Regions from separate parts of the Mus musculus genome. Here regions 1 and 3 are each linked to region 2. A link is a loop called in an ENCODE intact Hi-C map of the cell type or tissue named here. Cell type or tissue: heart. All regions are shown on one strand. Region 1 overlaps Utrn (utrophin). Region 2 overlaps Utrn (utrophin). Region 3 holds the start of B230208H11Rik (RIKEN cDNA B230208H11 gene).

What was found. Peaks named below come from ENCODE experiments on the same cell type or tissue, not always from the same donor. Only the 100,000 strongest peaks of a DNase experiment are listed, where the experiment ranks them.
Region 1: a loop joins it to region 2, with 2.3 times the contacts of the local background. A loop is called at or near these places in 3 of 42 quality-filtered maps.
Region 3: a loop joins it to region 2, with 1.8 times the contacts of the local background. A loop is called at or near these places in 4 of 42 quality-filtered maps.

The regions. Positions count from the first base shown.
Region 1 is chr10:12,808,986-12,816,985 of GRCm38, reverse strand. All of the region lies in intron 1 of Utrn (utrophin), which reads left to right. Among named protein-coding and RNA genes, the nearest start is that of Utrn, 49 kb to the left of the region's middle. In heart, no CTCF peak of the experiment used is centred here; DNase peaks (open chromatin) are centred at 3,495 and 7,055; H3K4me3 peaks cover 345 bases; H3K27ac peaks cover 3,702 bases.
Region 2 is chr10:12,733,001-12,741,000 of GRCm38, reverse strand. Utrn (utrophin) reads left to right here. Exons shown (of 74, transcript NM_011682.4): 9 at 1,431-1,634; 10 at 2,735-2,916; 11 at 3,899-4,049; 12 at 5,784-5,903; 13 at 7,001-7,102. Among named protein-coding and RNA genes, the nearest start is that of Utrn, 120 kb to the left of the region's middle. In heart, no CTCF peak of the experiment used is centred here; DNase peaks (open chromatin) are centred at 3,620 and 3,900; H3K27ac peaks cover 2,106 bases.
Region 3 is chr10:12,915,624-12,923,623 of GRCm38, reverse strand. It overlaps B230208H11Rik (RIKEN cDNA B230208H11 gene), which reads left to right and starts at 497. Exons shown (of 3, transcript NR_038028.1): 1 at 497-1,050; 2 at 1,907-2,015; 3 at 6,553-6,978. It overlaps n-TLtaa3 (a tRNA gene), which reads left to right and starts at 971; the gene lies at 971-1,053. In heart, CTCF peaks have their summits at 342, 852, 1,980 (motif pointing left), 4,100 and 1 weaker place; DNase peaks (open chromatin) are centred at 593, 953 and 4,183; H3K4me3 peaks cover 1,835 bases; H3K27ac peaks cover 2,689 bases.

The DNA of each region.
Region 1 (8,000 bases), 76 kb before region 2:
TAACCTATCAGAAGAACAGATCTGTGAGGAACAGGTTCCCACAGGCCCGAAGAGTTTTTGGGAAAGAGCCTGTCATGAGAGGTTTTTAGGAGTTCCTTCAGATAACCCTAGAGAACTGATGGTCACGTCATTTTTTCCCATTCTCAGGGGTTAGGGGTAGCCCCAGCGCTTTGCCCAAAGGTTGCTCCATCTTTCATCGGTCCTGCAGAGAAGCCAGGGTGGTGGCTAAATGGGCCGATGTGTGGCTTCTTTGCTTTCGAGCTTTGATGTCATTTCTATTTAGCTCAGTGAGATTGTTTTAGAAAATTTCCCACAGTGGAAAGTTCTCTTGGACATATGAAAGTTCAATGGTCACTTTCAAAATCAGCCATGTGCCAAGAAATAACTAAAACAATGGATTGCGTAGTGCAGCAGCCTTGGGACATGGAAAAATTTAAAAGATGTATGATTCATATTATTAATACAGGTTGTAAGACATGAGGCCTTGCGTTGGAAAACAGAAAAGGGCCTTTCTGTTTTTGTTGTTTATAATTTCTCTTTCTGGGTAAAATAATTATTCTTATTTTCTATGATGATTATTTTGCCTGTATGCATTCAGTGTTTGTGAAGGCCAGGAAAGGGTGTTTGCTCCCTTGGAAGTAGAGTTTTCGTGGTTGTGAGCTGCTATGTGGTTGCCAGTAACTGCACTTGGTTCCTCCCCAAGAGCAGTTAGGCCTCCTAACCACTGAGCCACCTCTCCAGCTCCAAGTGCTATTTTCTTTTGAACTTATGTCCTATCTTAGGGTTTTACTGCTGTGAAGAAAAACCATGACCAAGGACAACATTTAATTGGGGCTGGCTTACAGATTCAGAGGTTTAGTCCATTACCATCAAGGCGGGAAGCATGGCAGCATCTAGGCAGGCATGGTGCAGGAGGAGCTGAGAGTTCTACATCTTCATCTGAAGGCTGCTAGGAGAAGACTGGCTCCCATGTCGTTAGGAAGAGGGTCTCATTACCCACCCCTACAGTGACACATTTCCTTCAACAAGGCCACACCTACTCCAACAAGGCTATACTTCCTAATAGTGGCACTCCCTGGGCCAAGCACAGTTCAAAACACCACATGGTCTTGCAGTATTTTCTTTGCTGTACTTTATATAGATTTTGTTCTGTTTGGTTTTTATGAGGGAGGATTAAAAAAGTTAAATTCTACAGTAGAATGTTACATAAAGAGGTAATTGATATCATCCTACATGAATTTGTTCAGACATGCTAAGGTTTGAAAGAACTATCAGACCTTTGATTTGGACTCTTTTCCTCGTTTACATTTTCAATGCTATCCCAAAGGTCCCCCATACCCACCCTGGACTCTTTTTTTGAGTAGTCATTGTATTCTCCCATATCAATACTTTTGATAGGGAAAGGTAATTTAAAGTTACTGTCTGCATATGAACTTGGTTACCTTTAACCTGTGTGTGACAGCTCAGTGGGTAAGCATGCTGGCTTCCAGGCCAGGCAACCAGAGTTCAAGCCCTAGGACCAACCCTGAGTGTCTCCCTGACCCTCACAGGGGGTGACTTGGCTTATGCCCTTGCCCCATAAATGTCACAAAGGCTCTTTTTTGGAGGATTTTCTCCCGAAGAATATTTACAAATAATAACTTACCAAAGCCTGCAGTCATTTGGTCTACTTCTGGTTAAGAAGACAAACTGTAGCAAGTGCAGACCCACACAACTATGCCAGGATTCCCTGGTCCCTTTCTGAAGCTGGCTCCTGCTGTAGATGGGTACCTCTTTTCTCTGGGATTATGCGGGGTCAGGCTTCCATTCTTGCTTGTTGCTTTGGCTACTTAGCTCTGCCTATGGGAACGGAGATGCTTTGGTTTACGATGGACAGTGGATATGGAGTGTCGTCATGGAACTGCTGGGGAGAATGTTAAGTGGTAGAGCCAGTTTGGAAAAGTGCACAGTGGTTCTTCACTACATTCATAGTGTTATATAATTCCTTTGTGGCTCTCCTCCTGGGATTTATGTTATCTCCAGGAGGAGTGAAAATGTGTCCATCGACGTAATTTACATGCGGATATTTAGAGCTGAAAAGTTAATAATAGTCCAAAGGTGAGCCCAATGCAGTTGCCTGTGAACGGATGAAGGCTGCGACGTGCCTTATCCACGCAGGAAAGCATCATTCTGCCACACACGATGAGATATTGACGTCCGCTTCAGTGCAGAGGCTTGCAAACATGCTAGGTGAAAGAAGCCAGACCCAACGCAGCAAATTCTGCTGATTTCACTTATAGGAAGTATCTAGAACCAGTGAATCTCTGGAGACCAGAGGGAGATGGGAGTAGCTGCCTTGGGCTGGGCAAGGAAGCCTGTGAATGACTGCTATCTGCAGGAGTGAAGGGAGGCTATAGCATTGATGGTGGGGTGGCTGCAGAGTCTGCAAACACACTGATATCTGTTGACTTGGGCTCTGCATGTGTACTTACGATTTCCTACTACGTGGGTTATAGCAGTAAACTGGGTTTTGACTAAGTGACATGACTGGAGCCATTCTGATTCTTTACTGTCTCACCCCATCTTATTCCGTTGGAGGATGAGGATCAGAGGACAGAGTGCTTAGTTGTTTTTTCCAGAGTCTCAAGTCTATGGTCTTCTGAGCTACATAGATAGGTTCCTTTTACTTGGAACTCCTGTGGACCCTGGTAGGGTTACATATTCTGTGAGAATCTTTGTGCTAGGTACGGATTCTGTTTCAGAGGAGGAAAGAAAGCTATTAGATCCATACTAAGGATGCAGGCATGGCAGTACAAACACCTTTCCTTCTCTTTTGCACGTGTGTGGAGAACACATATGCAAATGATGTCAAGAGAACAAAACAACCATCTAAAACAGAAGTCTGGAAAATATGAGTCTGTGTGGTTATTGTTTTTTTCCACCGTAGCAGTTTCTTTCTCTTTTCCTTTGTGGTTTTTGGAGACAGGGTTTCTCTATGTAGCCCTGGCTGTCTTGGAGCTTACACTGTAGACCAGGCTGGCCTTGAACTCACAGAGATCCACCTGCCTCTGCCTCCTGTGTGGGAGTAAAGGCGTGTACCACCACCAAAGTAAACACTGTTGTGAGTATGCATAGTGGGGTGTGTGTGTGTGTGTGTGCTGTCAGACACCATCAAACAAGAAAAGTTAGCATCTCTCTAGTTGCTTTGGAACATTCAAAAGCTCTAAGCTGTGACTATTAAAAACCAAAAGTACCTCAAGAGTTCTTAACTGACTGCGGAGTTTAACTTCCTGTCTGAGGGGAGGTGGAGTTAGATTTAGTCAGATCCTCTCGTGGGAAAAAATCAAAGGGACTTTAAAAAAGAAAAAAACAAAACCCAACCTAACAGGACATCCCAGTGTGCAGTTCGCGGGCGGCTTTTGTGTTGATTTCCTTCACAGTTTCCCTCATCTCAGCCACTGTAGGTGATGAGCAGCCTGGCAGCCACCACATTTCGTTGGAAAAAGTGGAGGTTGGATCTGCCTGGGCAGGTGCCTCTCCAGGCTTGCAGGAGATCCCCCGGTAAGTTTGTCAGTGGCCAGACTGCAGTTGCTAAGGGAGGCTTTGGACAGAGGGTGTTCGAGTTGGCAGAGCCTCACTTTCTCTCGATAAGTCTGATGTGTAAGTCAGGAAGCGGCTGAAAGCAGGGCTTATCTGTGACAGGCAGAGGTGGCCTGTTCCTCCAGAGACTAGGTCTCTGTGGAGCGGAAGAGCGGCCACACATCAGGTGCTTTTCTTCTTTGGACTGAAGCTGTTGAACGCCTTTGTGTCCAAGGTTTGCCACTTTATTCGAGGCAGCTGGTTCAGTATTGAGTGCTTACTCCTGTTTCATTTTTATTAATCATGCATTGGTGTTTTGCCAGCATGTATGTATGCATGTATGTATGTATGTATGTATGTATGTATGTATGTATGTCTGTGTGAGGATGTCCGAGTCCCCGGAATTGAACCAGTGCTCTCAAACACAGCAGCCATTCTCCAGCTCCCTGACTGTTTACTCTTAAAGAGAAACTTTTCCTCCGTGGCAGGCTACTGATGTAGCCCAGGCTGGCCTTGACCTCTAGGTCTTCCAGCTCCACCTCTGGTGAGCTGGATTTTCGGTGTGAGGCACCAAGTCAGATGCTGAGGTGTGGACTGTTGACAGATCTTTCTAGGAAGGCAACATTCTAGGAAGTACAGATGTAGTTCAGAGCTGAGAAGGAGCACAAGGAAGCGTTGCACTGTTGGTGGATTGTTGGGGTGTCTGTTTACTACATTGGGGTGAGTGGGGGAAACTGGGGGCTTCTGTTTCTTACAGGTTTGTCCTTGGAAAGGCAGAGCTTCCAGGGGGTTGGTGTCCTGACCTTTTTCCTAATTAAAGTCCATTTCCAGAGTGGCTTAGTTTTTCTGATCGTTGCAGACATCCATGTATTCTTAGATGGATTCATGGATATGCTGGCTCTGTGGTCTGTCTGAGGGAAAAAAAAATCCTAAAGATGTGTTTTCATGTGCTGTAAGTTCTTTGAGTTAATACTTTCCCTAGAAAAGAACAGAAACCAAACCAGATAACAACAAACCATAAAAAAACCAAACAAACAAAAAACAAAATAAAATTAAGGGTAGTTTTTTTTTTTTTAAAACACTTCTCTTCATTGCAATTCTTCCCTCCTTTCAATATTTTGGTTCGTAGTAACATAGGAACACTGCACTAGGTGTATCCTATAAGCATGCTACCGAAATAAGAGGGCCAGCTTGTGTTTTCTTAGAGATGAGCTTTCTTGGCCAACAGCTCTGGGGTGTTCGTGTGCTGCAATTATCTACATTGCCCCTGTCTTTGTTTTCTTACTGAGGAGCTCTAAGGTCCCAACATATAATCATGAGACCTTTCAGGGCTGTGACGAACGCTCCCTGAACAGAGGTAGTCACAGTGGCACTGTGACCTTTCTGAAATCCCTTTAAGTCTGGTGGACTTCTCTTTTCTCCTGCCCCAGATGTCAGCCTACACCTTGTCTTGCTGCAGAGAGTCTGGAGCAGCTGCTGTGGTTGCAGTCAGAGACCAACCAGAAGAAAATTATGGGCCGGAGTAAACAAAGTTACTAGATGACAAGGTCAGATAGTTTAAAAACTGTCCTGGCTGAGTTCTGCTCTGTTTAGGTAGTACTCCTTCCTTTGCTCTGGCTGCTATAGAGACTTTGTGAAGATAACATTTAAAAAATAAAAATATTTCAGGGATGTTATTTTCATAAAAATAGAAAACCAGTGTTTACCTGGTCCCAAATTCTATAGGAGTTCAGCATCTTTTCTTTTAAATTAAGCTGGGCTCATTCTAGTTTTGTAATGCGTTATTTCTTCAGTGATCTTGATAGAAGTAAAGATAATAGAATCAGTGGTTAAAGTGGTATTTTGATGGAACACACAGTCAAGTACCAGATGATGCGCCTGAGGTTTCCCCTGCTCAGGGAACAACTTTGGGAGAGCCTGCTTAGCTTGCCACCCTTCCCACTCTCTTATTGGCTGCTGAGACTCCATGCCTAGATTGGCATTTCCTTTTTAGATGGATGGAGCAGACGATCCAAGACTCCAGCTGTCTATTGTAGCCACCTGTATCCTGAGGCTCTTTCCAGAGGCTCTGATGTGGCTGAACTGAGACAGTGACTTTGTAGCTTTGCCATAGCTCTCTGGAGTGTCCTGGATGGAGCAGTGTGGCTGGGCCTGTGGAGACGATGACTTTTGTGCCAACTGAACTGGCAGTTAGTTCCACCCTAGATGGATAAGAAGGCATTATCTCCCCCATACCCAGGTCACCACCTGAGGAAGCAGAAGTCTGAAGTGCTGTGGGGCGAGCAAGTGGATTCCATGGGTAGGATCAGGCAAAGACTTAGCTTCCAGTGTGTGCTGATGTTCAGGGCGTGGTGTGTGATGCTGAGATTGACAGCTGAGAGGGAGAAGCTCAAGAAAGTGATCTTAAGGAATGGGTGACTCACTCACTGGAATGTTCTGATGAAGCAAGGAAAATTGGGAGCTTTAGAAGTTAGATTTACACCAGGAAGTGTGTGTGTGTGTGTGTGTGTGTGTGTGTGTGTGTGTGTGTGTGTGTTACAGAGATTAAGAGTGAATGAGAGAGGGGAGGAAGGGGGAGAGGGAGAGGGGGAGAAGAAAGGGAGAGGGAGAGAAGGTTGGAGGGAGATTTGGAAACATTGGCAGGAAGTTCCCCTGTACTCTAGTGGCTTCTTCTGGTGCTTGGGTTGGCAGCCTGCAAGTTTGATTTCCCTTGAATGTTGAGGTCTTCTTTAATTCCTTTTAGTTAACATGTAGCTACCTGGTGGTACAGGCTGTACCCTGGGAAGCGCTAAGAGTATAAAATTGCCTCTATGGGGCATGGGCTAAAATCTGGGGCTGGGTAAGAGGCCTGGGCCATTGTTGTCTGACTTGCCAGATGCTTGACCCCATGATGGAGCTCAGGCTTGAGAGCATAGTGCAGGCCCTGAGGTGCCTCTGTAACCCTGCTGGCTAAAGGGAACTGAGAAGTTGGTTCTGAAGACCAGGTAGCCTATCAATTACAAAGGCACAAGAATGCCAGTGATTTGGGGAGAAGAAAGGCAGAAGGTGACCAGAGAATCGTCATCAAGAAGACCCTGGAGCAATGGTTCTCAACCTGTGGGTTGAGACCCCTGGGCATCATAAGACCCTTTCACAGGGGTCACCTAAGACCATTGGAAAACACAGATATTTACATTATGATTCATAAGTTGTGTAACCGGTAGGACATAAATGGATTGATAATGGACTTGGACTGCTGATCAGTGTCTAGGAAAAGCAAATCAGACATATCAAATACCAAAAGTACCCAAAGACATGTAAGCTACAGGCTCTCACCTCCTCATCTCCTGTGTATTTTTCCTTGGTATCACTTGAATGGCTGCTCATGGACATGGTCCTGGATCTGTTTAATGTTTTCCCATCCGTTTCTCTGACCCGTGCTTAGAGGGCACCAGGTGCTTCCTGTTTCAATCATTAGCAGGTTCAGCACTTGTTGGAAATCGATGTTAGGTACTGTGTGGTAATTTGATAGGATCTGGGTCTAGTGCTCCCCCATTCCTGTCTCAGCACTTTGACCTTCATCTCAACAGTTCAGTGACCTGGCAACTCTAAGTAGTTTTTTCCCACTGCACCAGGACTTGCATTGTTTGGTGGAGGAAGATGAGTCATAGCCTAGTTCTGCCATTGTGTGAGGTGAAATGCTAGTCTAGGGCTAAAGAACACAGGTCAGGCTTTTTGTGTAAATCAGAATAATCGAACTGGGGGGGGGGTAGGTGGGGGTGACGGGATTATGGGCCAGGGTGGCCATTTTGGTGAAATTACTCTCATCTTGGAGGAACATTTTATTTTAACGGATGTTTCACTTCAAACCTAATTCTTAATAATGCTTTGAACAATCTTAAGGAGTCAGACTCCTTCAAACAAAAATCTATACAGAATCAAAATTATATGGGACAGAAGAATGTCCTCCCCTCCCCCCCTTTCCTCCCATCCCCATAACCAGGGTTACTGCCTTGGGTGTTCTGTGTAACCCTTTTGCTATGAGTATAAAAATATAAAGTACAAAAGTTCCTTTTTGTATCAAATAAAAATCGTTGTGTGTTAGTAGCATGCAATTAAATCAAAGCAAAGCAAAAACAAGCCACAAACAAATAACTGAAAATTACAAATATTAATATCAGGGCCTACACATCTTAGCGTACTGGGCTGCTGTGAGAGCATGTGTGCTTTTATTATTACGCTGCCACCGTAGAGGGTGGGTGAGAGGATTTGTGTGTGTGTGTGCCTGTGTGTGTCCCTGTGTGTGCCAATGTGTCTTGAGACAAACCTTCCAATCATCCTTTCCTATGCTGGTGCCCGTTTTCTTCTGTTGTGTGGATCCCTGATTTTGAAACTCTTAGCGATTCCAAAACCAATTCCTACATAAAACGGGGGAGTTTGAATAACTTGCTTTAATTTTGTTT
Region 2 (8,000 bases):
GGGTGGTGCAGAAGTGGAGAGGTCTGCATGGATTTGAGTTGAACTTTGAAGGTAGGACTAGTTTGCAGATTAAACACGGGAGAGGGAAGAAAGAGGGGTGTGTCCAAGTATATCACCCAGGTTTTTGGCTGTGGTGCCTAGGTGCATGGAGCCTGGGGTAGGTGTTGGCAAGTTTTGGGGTGGGTGAAACAAATGAGTGTTTAAATGTGGGTCTGGTTTGATATATCTTTAAAGATGCTGCAGATGTTATTGCTGCTGAAAGTTAGAAGAGAGTTTTACTAGAAATAAAATATCTATCGAATCTAGATTATTTTTTAAAAATCAAATAGGAATAGATGATATCACTTAGTTAAGGTATATCGAAAGAAGGGAGAAAGAAGTTCAGGAGGGTTACTGCTTGCAGATGGGCAGGGCCACTGGATTGGGAAGGAGAGCTTTGGAAGTCAGGATGGATCGGCTCCAGGCACAGCCACTGGGAGGCTTCTGGAAGAACCACGTGAGACCTGGCTTCTCTTGTTTCCAGTTGGTGCCTGTTATTCCGGCATAGCTGTTATCAGAAACATTTTAATTGATTGGCTAATTGTATGATTACTCTAAAAAGTAAGTCTGGGAAAATGGCTTTGTCAGCTTTTCAGTCATTTGGGGGCAAATGTTGAGACTGTTGAAGCAGACTGTTAAGACTTTGGTGGTAACATGTGTAGGCATGACTTTTACCATTCTCCTCATTTATGTACATGTGGGATAGTTTACACACGTCTTGAAGAAGTTTTGTTTGAATGGAAACAAAGGAACAGCAGAGCCAGTAGGCTTGATTACAAGATCATTAAGTGCATAAAGAGAAACTAGTAAGTTAGAGAAAGATCGGCAGACATTTATTTTACAAGTCCTAACCCTCAAACCACATCCCCCAAACAGAACAGCTCACACACTAGAGGGCTGTTGCCTCAAAACAATGAAACATGAAATCCCATCCGTTCCACAGGTTGTATGTGCGCCCTTGTTCACTGTTTAATACATGGCACCAGAATGCAGGGTCCCTAAAGAATTCTAAGCAGGGGTCAAAGCAGAGTGTCAGGCTCTCTATTCTGTAAACTGCAACCGTTGTTCAAGGGCCAGCATGTTCTTAGTTCTCCATCAAAATTCTCTATGTCTTGAAGTCAAATACTGGCATTTGGAGTTTTATTTTTGTCCAGTGACTCATGTGGGATATTTTTCTCTCCATGCCTCTTCCAATGTGGCGCTTGTGTGTGTACTCTATTTTGTATTTCTTGGCTGTCAGTGTCCTCTGATTAATTCATGGCTTCATTCACTCAGCTCCTGAAAACTGGGGGTTGTCTCCTGAGATCCTAGTCCCTACCTTGGTTTCTCCAGACATTGCTCATGTGGTGAGCGTCTGTATGTTCATGGTTGCTGTGGCTTTGTTTCCACAGAGTGCAGTGCTGGCAGAGGAAGGCCAGAGTCCCCGAGCTGAGACCCCTAGCACCGTCACTGAAGTGGACATGGATTTGGACAGCTACCAGATAGCGCTAGAGGAAGTGCTGACGTGGCTGCTGTCCGCGGAGGACACGTTCCAGGAGCAAGATGACATTTCTGATGATGTCGAAGAAGTCAAAGAGCAGTTTGCTACCCATGAAGTAAATATCTGTGGCCGAGAGCCATATTTTTCCAGGGCCGGGCCTGATTTTTAGGGGTGGTGGTAGGTGGAGTGACTTCACCATTGGCTTGGTATTTACCAAATGATGCTCTGTAAAAAGATCATGATGTAGTGCCTGCATTATTTACGTGGGCTTTGTTAGAAAACTGGAGTGATCGACAGTTCATGAGAATCAGATTTCAGGCAGTCTTGTGACATTTTGTGTATTTTTTTAGAACTGAGGATTAAATCAGTGTGAACATTGTTCCTTTTTGAAATATTGAGCTGTAGTTGCAAATCAACATAGCCAACTAGTATCCCAAATAATCAGGTTTCTCATGCTACCCTAAAAGCCAGTATTTTTATTTGTTGTCTGATTAAGCCAGTGTTATATCCAGTGTTCCTGCACGATTTTATGCAAGGGCAGCTACCTGCTATTTAGAGATAGAATCATGATTTTTCACTCTATGGGAAATTCTTTACGGTTAAGTGGGTTCTTGTGTGTGTGTGTGTGTGTAAGCAGCTCCTCTTCTCCTTCTTCTTCTTCTTCTTCTTCTTCTTCTTCTTCTTCTTCTTCTTCTTCTTCTTCTTCTTCTTCTTCTTCTTCTTCTTCTTCTCTATTTTTACATTAACAACATAATCATCATTTACTTAAGAGATAGCTTAGCTGTTAAAGGTGCTTGCTGCAAAACTGATGATCCAAGGTCGGTCCCTGCAACTCACTTGGTGGAATGACAGATCCACCTCTTATGAGCTGTCCTGTGATTCCCTATATGTGTGTTGAAATGCTGAACATGGTGTGTGTACATGGACACATTCACGGGTGAATGGGGATACACACCCATGAATAGTTGTAAAACTTTTAAAATCTACTATTATCATCCATAACATTGTTTTCTTTGATCTAGCTTTCTCTTGAGTTATGGTTAATACCAAATCTCTCATTTCAGAGCTTTCCACCTTTGGTGAAAGCCTCCTCCGTCTTTGCTTTGCACAGGTTCCTTTCTCTGGGGCGTTGCTGTTGGGCTTATGCACTACCAGTTTGTTGTTTCATGTCTTCGCAGCAAGTGACTCACTAACTACCACAATCTCCTTTGCTAGACTTTTATGATGGAGCTGACAGCACACCAGAGCAGCGTGGGGAGCGTCCTGCAGGCTGGCAACCAGCTGATGACACAAGGGACTCTGTCAGAGGAGGAGGAGTTTGAGATCCAGGAACAGATGACCTTGCTGAATGCAAGGTGGGAGGCGCTCCGGGTGGAGAGCATGGAGAGGCAGTCCCGGTGAGTGGAGCTCAAGGACCGAGAGCCTGACTCCCCAGACCACAGTGCACAGTGACACTCAAGTACAGGCCTGCGGGGCTGTGACTAAAATCAGTACAGGGCAAGCCTTCCACTGTCCTCACACCGCTCTGTGAGTCTCATCTCTGTCAAGATCATAGAGGACAGTTGGAATGCAGAGGGTAGTAAGAGGGGAAGTTATATTTTGCATGGGTGATATTGTAATTTTATATTTGTTACAGTGATAAAACACCCTGGCCAAAAAGGCAACTTAAGGGAGGAAAGGATTTATTTTAGCTAACAATTCCAGGTTTTGGTCTCATTTTGGGGACCCCCGAGGAGTGGGAGCTTGAATTCAGTAGTCATGTCACTGCACAGTGAGGAGCAGAGAAGAATGACTGTGCCCATGCTAGTGCCCAACTGGCTTTCTTTACTTTCATACAGTCCAGGGCCCCAACCAGGGAGTGGTGCTGCTCGGTTTCAGACTAGCCTTCCTATATCAATTAGGTTAATAATCAATGCAGCTCCCCACAGACAAGGCCTCAGGTTAACCTCATTTAGACAGCCCCCTCATTGAGGCTGTCACCACAGGACAGTGTGCCACGGGCCTACTTACTGTTCAGTGGTCTGTAACAGTTTAAAGAGCAGGCTTATACCATGGTCTGTTTCACTTTCCACGTTGTGATTCGCGTTCCGGTGCCGTTTCCACCAATTTAATACGCCAGGAATTCCTGAGTGTAGAAACAATGATTCTGTTTTGAATACAGGGAGCTGTTATTTATATTCCTGACTGCCCTTAATGAACTCCAGTTATGAATCAAATCAGAGCTTTCCCCCTTAGTTTCTATACTGATGGACTCTCTGCTACTTGGATGGTTAGGGTACACAAGGCTGTGTTTTCCTGCCCCCGCTTCCCTGGTGCTCAGAGTGGGTGCCCGTGCCAGGGGACAAGCCCGAGGGAATGACACTCTGTCCTCCTGGCCAGGCTGCACGACGCTCTGATGGAGCTGCAGAAGAAACAGCTGCAGCAGCTCTCAAGCTGGCTGGCCCTCACAGAAGAGCGCATTCAGAAGATGGAGAGCCTCCCGCTGGGTGATGACCTGCCCTCCCTGCAGAAGCTGCTTCAAGAACATAAAGTAAATTTGCTGCTTGTTCCTTTTCTACTTCCTTGTGTAGGAAGAGTGCTGAGCTGACCCGGGGCCTGATGGCTTCTCTCGGTGTGGAGTTGGGCTACTTCTTCCCTGTTGCTTTTTATTCAGAAGGTGTTCGTTGGGAGGTGACATTTTGGAAAGAGACAGCTTTGCACACATGTCCATGTCTTTCTTCTGAAAGTGTGTGACATTTGTCACATTTGGCAAGGGTGATTTGTTTGTTTTTTGTTTTTTTTTGTTTTGTTTTATTTTTTTTATAAATCTTTTTAATAAAGATTAATTTATTTATTATTATAAGTACACTGTAGCTGTCTTCAGATGCACCAGAAGAGAGCATCAGATCTCATTACGGATGGTTGTGAGCCACCATGTGGTTGCTGGGATTTGAACTCAGGACCTTCGGAAGAGTAGTTGGTTCTCTTAACCACTGAGCCATCTCTCCAGCCAGGCAAGGGTGGTTTTGGACTCACAAGTGCATGAGAACCTGAACATATGGGCAGGAATACACAGTGTGGGTGGAGAAAGAAACAGGGATATATACTTATACTTAATTAGGATTAGGATATATACCCAATCCTGTCAGGGAGACTGTTACCTCTTTTTTTTTTCTTTTTAAAAAAGATTTACTTTATTTATTATATGTAAGTACACTAGCTATCTTCAGACACCAGAAGACGGAATCAGATGGTTTTGAGCCACCATGTGGTTGCTGGGATTTGAATTCAGGACCTCCGGAAGAGCAGTCAGTGCTCTTAACCGCTGAGCCATCTCTCTAGCCCCCCGTTACCTCTTTTCAGAAGAGCATGAAGTGCTGAGTGAGGAACCAGCACATGGTGGACAGTGTGGTTTGGTTCTGAGATGAGTGGTTCGGTTTTTATAGCAGAAGAAAGGTAGAATTTTGTTGATCAGTGAAACATCTAGATAGCTGATACTAAGGCTTTAGGGTCACATGAAACACTACCCAAGAGGCATTTCACCATACTCTTGCTACTGTTTAAACCAATTACTCTCTACAGATGTCTAATGACTGTTCTCTTCCTGTGGAAGAGGGAAGTGAAGGTGTCCATATGCTTGTTCTTGGTTGCTCTCTTGGGGAGCTAATCAGAATAGCTTCTATGAGTCATACAGCCTTTTCCTCATTTTGCACATTATGGAACTACAGAAAATGACCTCTGATTCTATTTGCTTAAACTCTGGGTTTTTAGAGTAGTCAGGTCTACATTTTTGTCTTTTTTATTTTCCAGTGTCTCATTGTGTACCACTAGCTGACTTGGAACTTTCTATGTAGACCACGATGGCCTTGCACTCACTGCGATCCTCCTGTCCCTGCCTCTTTAGTGCTGGGATACCTGCATATGGATATATTTTTATTTTAATTCCTAGAATAGACACAGATTTTCTTCTTTTCCTCCTTTCCTTCTTCCTTCTCATCTTCTTCTACCTCGACTTGTTTTTTTGGGAAGAATTAGGACTGAAAATGGCACACATTGTCACACATTTACAATTGGTTTTGAAGTTGCACTCGCAGACTCTGGCTCCTAATGAAATGTAAGGGTGTGTTCAGGTTTCTTTCTTTAGTATGGTACTTAGGGTAATGGTTGGGAATGGCAATACCATGCCTCATTAGGTTCCTTAATTACTATCGTGAAGAAGCGGATTTTTAAATAGGTAAATGAGGAAGAGCAGATATCATAGTTTATCTTTTCTTTTTTCCTCTAGAGTTTGCAAAATGACCTTGAAGCTGAACAGGTGAAGGTAAATTCCTTAACTCACATGGTGGTGATTGTGGATGAAAACAGTGGGGAGAGTGCCACAGCTCTTCTGGAAGATCAGTTACAGGTAAGACCTTGAGAAGTAGGATGCCCTTCAGATCCACTCTCTGGTCAAGGTCCATGTATTGTTCCTCCTGGGCATCCTTGTTTGTACAGAAGGGTATAAAAAAGTAGACTCCTTTAATCATCTTTTCGTTACTGTAATGAAGGTCCTGAGGCAGGCTACTTGATAGAGAACAAAGTTTACTTAGCTCACAGTTTTGGAGGCTGGCAGTTCAGACAGCCTGACAAATGTTCTCCCTTGGCTATGTCTAATAGAACAGAAACATGTGTATGTGTGTGTTGTGTCTCTGCCTTAATTTTTTAATCCATTAGAATTTATCATGATCGGCCACCTTTGTGCCCTGATTTAGAACCCCCCTAAAACCAAACCAAACAAAACAAAACAAAACATCAGATTTCCCCACCCTAACCAGAAACAAAGCCCATCCTCAATCTGAATTTCCACCTTCTTGATACTATTTATGCAAATCTTTTTTAGTTAAATTCTTGTTTGAATTCATGGTGGGGTGGGGTGGGGTGGGGTGGGACACAAAGCATGGCACCTGTTTTTGGTTGTATCTCCCAGTTAGGCCTCCTCATTGTGTGGTTTCAGGCTTAGCTAGGCATTCCTTGTTTCATTCGAGTCCTTGCAGTGAAGGCATGAGATTGTTATTCTGCTCCCTTGTGTATAATGGTGACAACATTTAAAAGCACCAGAACTCATTCAAGTGACTCCCAGGCTTCCCCCAGAACAGTCACTTGAAGAATTGGTGAAGGCAACCATAGCCTGGAAGGTTTGAAGCATAGAAAGTAAACATGTAGATTGTGGTTGTAGCAGTGGTTGAAAAAAAAAAATACAACAACCCTCAGACACATATACCCAATTTTCAAATACATGTGAAATGTTGCATTCCCATACAAACCTTACAGTGAAGTAGGAACAGGAATTCTAGTTTTTTTTTTTTCCTCATCTCTGAGTAATTTAAGTAAGTCTACCCTATGAAAGTTAGTTTTTTTCTCATATATGTACTTAAAAGTATTTTTTGTAGATTGGTGTTTTGGAAAACTGTAGTAATTGTGTCTCCTGGCTGGGCTGACAGAGACTGCTTCTCCCTTCCCTAGAAACTGGGTGAGCGCTGGACAGCTGTATGCCGCTGGACTGAAGAACGTTGGAACAGGTTGCAAGAAATCAGTATTCTGTGGCAGGAATTATTGGAAGAGCAGGTATGAAACTCAACCACTGTCCACTGAGGACAAAACAGTGACAAGGAGCCCATCGTTTCAGTATGGCTGTGGAATGTGGCTGCCCTCTTCTCTAGTGAGAATTCTGGAACTTTGGCTTCTTTAAAAAACACAGAAATATTATAAGAATATGTTTTTTTTTTATCTTAGGTTGTTCCCCCTCCCCCAGTAGCTGATTATGATTTGCCTCGTGCTCTGGTGGGGATGTGATTTTGCCAGCTGCAGATATTTTCTGTGATTGTGTGGCCTTTGTAATCCTGTGGACTCTTCAGAGGGTATATGTCATAGTCAGGGTTTCTATTCCTGCACAGACATCATGACCAAGAAGCAAGTTGGGGAGGAAAGGGTTTATTCAGCTTACAATTCCATACTGCTGTTTATCACCAAGGAAGTCTGGACTGGAACTCAAACAGGTCAGGAAGCAGGAGCTGATGCAGAGGCCATGGAGGGATGTTCTTTACTGGCTTGCTTCTCCTGGCTTGTTCAGCCTGCTCTCTTATAGAACCCAAGACTACAAGCCCAGAGATGGTTCCACCCACAAGTGGTGGTGACACTGTGGACAAAAGTTGTTAATATCATAGTGGATAAGAAGGAGAGGGGGGTAGAGAGAGAGAATGAGAGGGGAGAGGGAGAGATCCTTAATAGGGAATAGCATATAAACAAAGAAATGTGTCTTGCAATTTAGAAGGTAATGAGTCCAATTTGGTGAGGGCTTCTTTCTGGCTCACAAAGGATCCTTTGTTACATTCTTATCAATTTGTAGAAGGAAAAAGTAGTTCTTGATCACTAATTGAGGAAATGCCTTACAGTTGGTTCTCATGGAGGCATTTCCTCAACTGAAGCTCCTTTCTCTGTGATAACTCCAGCTGTGTCGAGTTGA
Region 3 (8,000 bases), 180 kb before region 2:
GGGAGGTCTGAAACAGTGGGGCACTTTGTGAAACAGTGCATCCTAGGTTTACAGTCAAAGACTGAAGCCACCAGACCTGTATAAACCAAACATGGGGGTGGGTTAGGGGAGAGGGACAAGGTGGGACAGCCAGAGCAAGGCTCAGCCACCAGCTCCCTGCCTGCAGCTGCAGAAACACCTAGCCTGAACCCTGGGGTAGAGCCAAGGTTTTGAGGAACAGCCGAAGTAATGCAAATAAACCGCTGTACCCTAAATTGCTTTTTGTTGTGGGTGTTTTGTCCCAACAACAAAAGGGGAGCTAAAACAGGAGACAAGTTAAAACAAGAGTTTGCCCTCTAGGGGAGCTGTAGGGGTGGCAGGAATCCAGGAGGTCTTGACCCTGCATTTGAAGCAGAGCAAAGGGGACAGTGTCTACACAACCAGGGAGGGGGTGGGGGATTGGGCCACACTGCCCTGACCACACAGCTTTCTCCGGAACCTCCTCTTTCTCCGGAACCTCCTTCCGGCATGTGGTAACACTGGCGAGGAAGGAAAGCCGCGCGCGCACAGGTGCCGGGCCCCGGGAACCTATTCGATTTAGAAGAAACACACTGATGGTTGCCCTGCGGACCCGTGCCTACACCGCCCGAGGGACCCCTCCCACCTCCGCTCCGGAGCCCAGAAGTTAGCTGTGGAGTTTGTTTGTCGCGCCCGCGCACCTACAGTGAGCAAGGAGAGCCGGCGCCCGCCGGCCCAGAGCTCTGTCCCGCTCTCTGCTCCTGCAGTTCCTTCGCTGCCGCCGAGATCTCGGGGCGACAGTGAGCGGCGGCGGCGGCGGCGGCGCGAAACCCCGGCGGCAGTCTCCGAGTCTCTGTAGCCGGGTCGGGAAAGCGCCGCGCAGCCTGCGCAGAAGCATCCTCGAGTAACTGGGGAAAATGAGGACGGTATTGTGAGCTTTGTAGGAACAGCAAAGAGAAGAGAGCACGCCTGCACCAGGATGGCCGAGTGGTTAAGGCGTTGGACTTAAGATCCAATGGACATATGTCTGCGTGGGTTCGAACCCCACTCCTGGTAAAGTTGCTGTTTTGTTCCTTGCCGCGGTCTGTCAGTTGTTTTTAGGTCCAGAGCTTTTGGAAATTTAGAAGTCTTATTTCAGTTGAAAGAAATGTTCTTTAATCCTTAATAGGGCGCTGCTACAAGGCAGCCCAATTTCCCGCAGTGAAGCGACCGTGTCTCCAGGAACCGACCTGAGCCAGGCGGGAAGAGGCTCCCCGGAGAGGTCTGGTATTGGCTAACTTTTTGCAAAAGTACTTTTGCACAGAAGAAAAAAGAAAAAAAAAAAAAAAAAAAAAACAAGTCCGCTTTTGCCTTTCCTCTGTCCGCTCCCCACCCCCTTCTTTTTTCTTCCTTTCCCTTTGTTTTCTTTCTTTCCTTTCTTTTCATTTCCCCCCCCCTCAAAGTTTAACGTGTTCACATGCAGTCTTTCAAAAATGTACCATTTGACCATGAAGACCCAGAATTTGAAATATTTTCGATTTTTATCTTCTCCTATTTTCTTTGGGTTTTTTTGTTTTGGTTTGGTTTGGTTTGGTTTGGTTTTTGGTTTCTCGAGACAGGGTTTCTCCGTGTAGCCCTGGCTGTCCTGGAACTCACTTTGTAGGCCAGGCTGGCCTCGAACTCTCAGAAATCCTCCTGCCTCTACCTCCCAAGTGCTGGGATTAAAGGCGTGTGCCACCCTATTCTCTCCAAAAGTGTTTTTTATCAAAGCAGTCCAAGATCTTAAACACATTTTGTAGGCGTGGCTCAAGGAACTCCCCAGCCTTTTGAATAAGTTGAGACACTGATTAAATAAACCCCTCTCTACAATCATAAAACCTCGGAAACGTTGGTTATTACCATTGATCATTTATTTTCACGTGTTCCTCAGGTCCATTCAGTTATCTGGAGTCGTAGAAAAATATTTTTCGAAAAACTCGGAACTCTGTGGGAAATGATATCAGCATATTTAAATTGTGACACCTACTGGTAAACTTGAGGTAAGTTTGTTTGAATAAACCTTATCTTTTTTTTTTGTTTTTTAATAACTGTCTTAAGTTACAGACAGGAAGTTGACTTTTCCTCCAAATCTTTTAATCTTTATTTATTTATTTAAAAAAGATCTTCCATTAAGCAGAATAACTCATCACTGAAATAATTTTCATGAGCATTGTTTTAACTGTATGATGAAACCCTTCTTTGGCGTCAATAATCTTTGTTTCAGTTACGCATTTTCCTTTCAAATGCTGAAGACAGCTATGAAGTTAGGGGGATATGTATATGTATGTGTGTATGTGTGTATGCATGTATGCGTGTGTGTTTGTTTGCATGAGCCATCAATGTTAAACAGACATCGTGGTCAGTTGGAAGACTCCTACACCAGAAGCGTTCTCAGTCCTCAGCGGTCAGTTGGGGCTTGGGGGTTTTGATTAGCTTTTTGGTCTTTCACTTTTATTCATTTATTTTAGTGTGTATGCGCGGTTGTCTGTAAGTACACCACATGGGTGCCTGCTGTGCGGTCAGGAGGAAGCTACAGGTGCCCTGGAACTGGGGTTGGTTTACAATCTGCCACGTGGGCTCCAGGAACCAAACCCAGGTCCTCTGTAAGAACAGCAAGTGCTCTTAGCTGCTGAGCCACCTCCTCAGCTCCATCCAGGCTGCTGTTTATCTTTAGGTAGAGTTTTAATTAGTCGATAAACACCTCAAATGCATGCAATGTACTTCAGGCGTGTGCTAATGATTCAAAGGAAGTAAAATTTAATGCCTCGGGTTCTTAAAAGTTTATTAGTATATTCATAGCACAAAATGATGTATTTCATAGTGACATTTTCAAACCTGTGTATCCCGTGGTTTGCTTGTATGCAGCCTGTTGCTCTGTGATGCTCGACCCACCCTTGTGCTCAAATCCTTTACTCTTCCCATGTACTGCCATCTACGTTCAAGTTTTATAGATATCCATTTCCAAAGCAGATTCCACAGGAGAGAGAATCTGTGGTATATGTCTTTGTGAACTGTCTTGTTTCCGTTAACATGATCTCCAGTTTCATCTTTCTTCTGAAAATGGCCTAAGTTTGTTCTGAGATATGGCAGAACAAAAACCCGATTGTGCAGGTACACTGAGTTTTCTCTATTCACTCAGCCACTGTTCAGTGCCTGGGCTGACCTCTTTCCTTGGCAGCGGGGGTGCAGCTTTAAACATGCCTGCATATGTGTCTGTGCACACAGATCTTTGCGGTTGCTGTCTTAGGTTTCTTTGGTAAACACCCAGGAGTAGTATACTATATGGTAGGTCTATTTTTAGGGGTGTGTGTGTGTGTGTGTGTGTGTGTGTGTGTGTGTGTGTTTTGAGACAGGGTCTCTCTCTATGTCCTGGATAGACTGGAATTCACTATATAGACCATTCTGGCCTTGAACTCACAGAGATCTGCCTGCATCTGCCTCCCAAGTGTTAACATTAAAGACATGGGGTCACTACTATGCACAGCTTTTGGAAGGAGGAGATTTATTTTAATTGATTTTGTTTTGTTTTGTTGGTTTGAGGTTTTGTTTTATTCTGTTTTGTTTGTTTGTTTGGTTTGGTTTGGTTTGGTATGGTTTTTTTGCGTGTGTGATTTCTTAATGGTAGCCTTTCTGACTAAGATGAAATGGAATCTCGAGATAGTTTAATAGTAAGGATGACACCAAAGGAGGTAGAGAACATGCATCTATTCATATCTGTACAATTAGGCACAGGACTATTTTAGGGGTGTGCGTGTGAACCAATCTGGCTTAAGCTTAATTTCCATGAACAGTGCTTCTAGACCTAGAACAGAGTGATGGCTGTTTCACCATTTGAACGAATGATACAAATGAATGCCTTTAATTAAGTGCATAAGCTTCTAATTAAACACTTGGGAGGCAAAGGCAGGTGAATCTCTGACAGTGTGAGACCAACCTGGTCTACATAACACATTTTAGGCAAGCAAGGGCTAGTTAATGAGGCCCCAGTGAAAGGAAGGAGGGGAGGAAGGAAGGGAGGGAGGGAGGAAGGAAGGAAGGAAGGAAGGACATAGTTAAAACTGAATCCTAGGCGATAGGGGTCAGTATTGCACACAGACTAAAGTCCACATAGAGACATAGGAAGTGGCCTGCCAGTGTGAGCAGACTGCCCGGGGCAGTAATGGTCTGGGACACAGGAAGTGAGTCAGGCCAGGGCAGCACTGGCTGCTCTGTCAGCCCTCTCAGCCCAGGGCCCGCCCTGGGTGCTCACCAGTGTGAACTGGGACCTAAGCCTAACAGTGAGCGCCTCTAGAATGTTACGTGCACTCTCTGAACACTGAATAAATGAATGGCCCCCAAATCCCCTGGACATAGTTCACCCCTGATTCTGTTCATTGTATCCTCATCTGGAGGATGTGGTAGAAATGTGCCACAAATAAATTTTAATCAGGTTTGGTAGACACACAGACACACAAATGACTGCTGTATTAAGAAACACAGCGAGGGGCTGGAGAGATGCTCAGTGGTCAAGAGCACCAGCTGTTCTTTCAGAGGACCTAGGTTCAATTCCCAGCTGCTCACAATTGTCTACAACTCTAGTTCCAAGGGATCTGGCGCCTTCATACATATTCACATGTATGCAAAATACCAATGCACATAAAAATTAAAAAAAAAAAATGATAGCCTGGGCCTAGTGGAAATCTGTAATCCCAGCACTCAGGAGCCTGAGTTACATAGTAGATTCCAGGCCAGCCAGGCTACAGTAATGCCTGTCTCAAACAAGGAAAGTAAAACAGCAATAGCTACAGCTACAGCTACAGCAACATCAGCTACAGAAAGAGTTGATATTTGCTTCTTGGGGCTTGAGAGATTGCTCAGTGGTTAAGAGCTAGTTCTTCTAGAAGACACAGGTTCAATTCCCAGCACTCACTTAGTGGCTCACAACTGACACTCAAGTGCATGTACCTGAATGTAGATTCTCTCTCTCTCTCTCTCTCTCTCTCTCTCTCTCTCTCTCTCTCTCTCTCTCGTGCGCTACAGCTACAGCTACAGCTATAGTTATAGCTACTACAACAGCTATAGCTACAGCAACATCAGCTACAGAAAGAGTTGATATTTGCCTCAGGGGCTGGAGAGATGGCTCAGCAGTTAAGAGCACTGACTGCTCTTCCGAAGGTCCTGAATGAGATCTGATACCTTCTTCTGATGTCTCTAAAGACAGCTACAGTGAACTTAAGATATAATAATAAATAAATCTTTAGGCCAGAGCCTGCGGAGCCAACCGGAGCAAGCAGAGGTCCTGAACTCAAATTCCCAGCAATCACATGATGGCTCACAACCACATGTGTACTCATATACATTATAAATAAATAAATAAATATTTACCAAAAAATAGTAAGAGCAATTAAAAAAAAAGTATATTTGTCTGAGTTCTCCAGTCTCCCTCCTACATAACTACACACAGAAGTAGGCATGCTTGTAAAATCCATAATTAATACACATCCCATAAGGCCACACAGAAGTGAGTGTGATTAGCAAACACATAGCACAAGAGATTTTGGGAGAAGCAGATATTTTTTTGGTTTGGTGTTTGTTGGTTGCTTGATTGGTTGGCTTTAAATAGGGTCTTGCTATTTAGCCCAGGATAGACTCAGACTCACTAGATAGCCCATGCTGGTCTTGAACTCAAGGCATTCCTGTCCCTTGCTCCAGTACTGAGTGAAAGGACTGGATTCGGCACAGGACACAAAACCAAGTTCTCAGCACAAAGATTTATTTGCCCCTAGGGACAAAGGGCAGGGAATAAAGGACAAAGACAAAAGATGGAGGATGAGGGGAGGAAAAGGAGCAAGGGAGAATTTATTCTGCCCAGAGGAACAAAAGACTGCCTCTAAGAGGAGACAGACCATGGCCCAGAGGCAAATGTGGTTATAAAGGGGAGAGGAGATCAGTGTTAGGGTGAATTAGTTTGTTTTGATTGGGCATGGTCAGCCTTAAAGGTGGCTTTTGACTGATGGACATCAGTACTTTGATAGCTGGACCTTGGTGATCGGCCTTAGGAGGAGGAAGTGAACAAATGAAACCGTGAAGGCTAGCTTCAGGAATGCAATCTAATGGTTTTAACAAGAGGGGAGAAGATGGGTAGCGGGCCAACCTACGGGTGCCGTGCTTGCCATGCTCAGGCCCCTTAGAGCCTTCGCTGAGATCCCGGCCCTGCTGTTCCCGGTTCTGCTCAGCTCCTTTTAACCCGAGATCCAAGGGGGCTCTGAAGTCATCACCCCCCACCCCTTACCCCCCACCCCAGCCAGGCGCTTGAGCTCCTCCAGCCCTCTGTGGTCTCGCCTATGAGATCTTTATAACAATTGATTCAGAGGGGCCGCTGTGATGCAAGTGTAACGAGGGCGTGGCCTATAGAGATGGCTAACAGATCAAAGTATCCCTGTGCTAGCAGGATTTATGAATCAGTTTTTATACAATGGCAAGGTTGCTCGAGAAATCTATGCAGTGTATCTTGTATTTCCATAAAATTTCAGGACAAATTTTTTTTTTTTTTTCCAGGCTGGAGAGATGGCTCAGCAGTTAAGAGCACTGACTACTCTTCCTAAGGTCCTAAGTTCAAATTCTAGCAATCACATGGTGGCTCACAACCACCCATAACGAGATCTGACGCCCTCTTCTGGTGAGTCTGAAGACAGCTACAGTGTACTTATGTATAATAATAAATAAATCTTAAAAAAAAAGATTTCATTTCAAAAACAGGAATTTTGGAGGAAAACATGGATTGCATTTTTCTGATGTTTATTGAATTTCTTGTTTCACTTAACAGTCTTTAAATGCCTAGTTTTCCAGTGGCAGCACCTTCAAAGGCAGAATTGTGGGTAATTCCTTAAATAATGTCTTGGGGGTTTTGTTGTTGTTGTTTTTTAAAGTAATGTTTTGAAATCTCACTTGAAAAGAAAAGAAAAATAAACTCTGAGTTTTCAAATACACAGTGAGTGAGTTTATTGTTTTTCCCCTGGGTATCACACACCCACTGGGTTAGTCACAAATAGCTATATTAAGGTTGTTGTCCACATTTTTTAAACACTAGCAATTCTGACCCACCCAGTTCAGCTATTTAAAATGTAACCTGACCTTAATATTTGTTTATTCTACGTATGAAAAAATAAGAAATCTATATCGTTGGGAAGATGTAAAAAATATTACGTAATATTCTGCTTCCGAGTGCGGCGAGGTGACTTTATGTGTGACTCCCATTGAAGTCCACTACTATACAGGCTTTCTGGTTTTTACTGTGACTACGTGTCATACTTAATCCCATTGGTGCACTACAAAGAACCGCCTGAAAAAGGGTCATCTCTTAGCCTGAAATAACAAGTGTAAGTTTCCATGATTTACTGAAGAACGATATCCCAGACTCAAACAGTATGTAAACATAAAGAGTATTTATTCTGCAGACGTCCAGGTGCTGGGGTCTCCCATTACCAAGAGAGAGAGAGACAACCAAATGAGCTTGCAGGCTAGATTTAAAACATGTGCTCTTACTCCATCTCTAAGGGCATTCCATTACCAGGGCGTGGGAGCTGGAACTTGTCACTGAGGAAGTCCAGGGTAGGTGGTCTTATCTTACTCCATCTCTAGGGACATTCCGTTACCAGGGCGGGGCGTGGGGGCTGGAACCTGTTACCAGGGAGGTCTGAAAACCTGCTGACCCCACTGTCCTTGTTCTAGGATAGGTGGCTGGGCACCTTCTAGTTTCTGACGAGCTGCCTGAAGCTTGAGGTTTGTTTGTTTTTGTTTTTTTTTAATAACTCACTTGCCTGGACTTGCCTAGTTCTTAGGCCTAGTCTCCTAGGCTGTCAACTTGAAGCCTGTCATGGAGTCAGACTATCCTTCACAACCAGCAAATGTGAAAGAGGCCCATGGGCTCAAAGGCCCTCAGTGTTCCATGGAACTGAATCAACTAGTCAATTCCCTTGATTGGGATTTGTAGTCTCCTGTGTGGA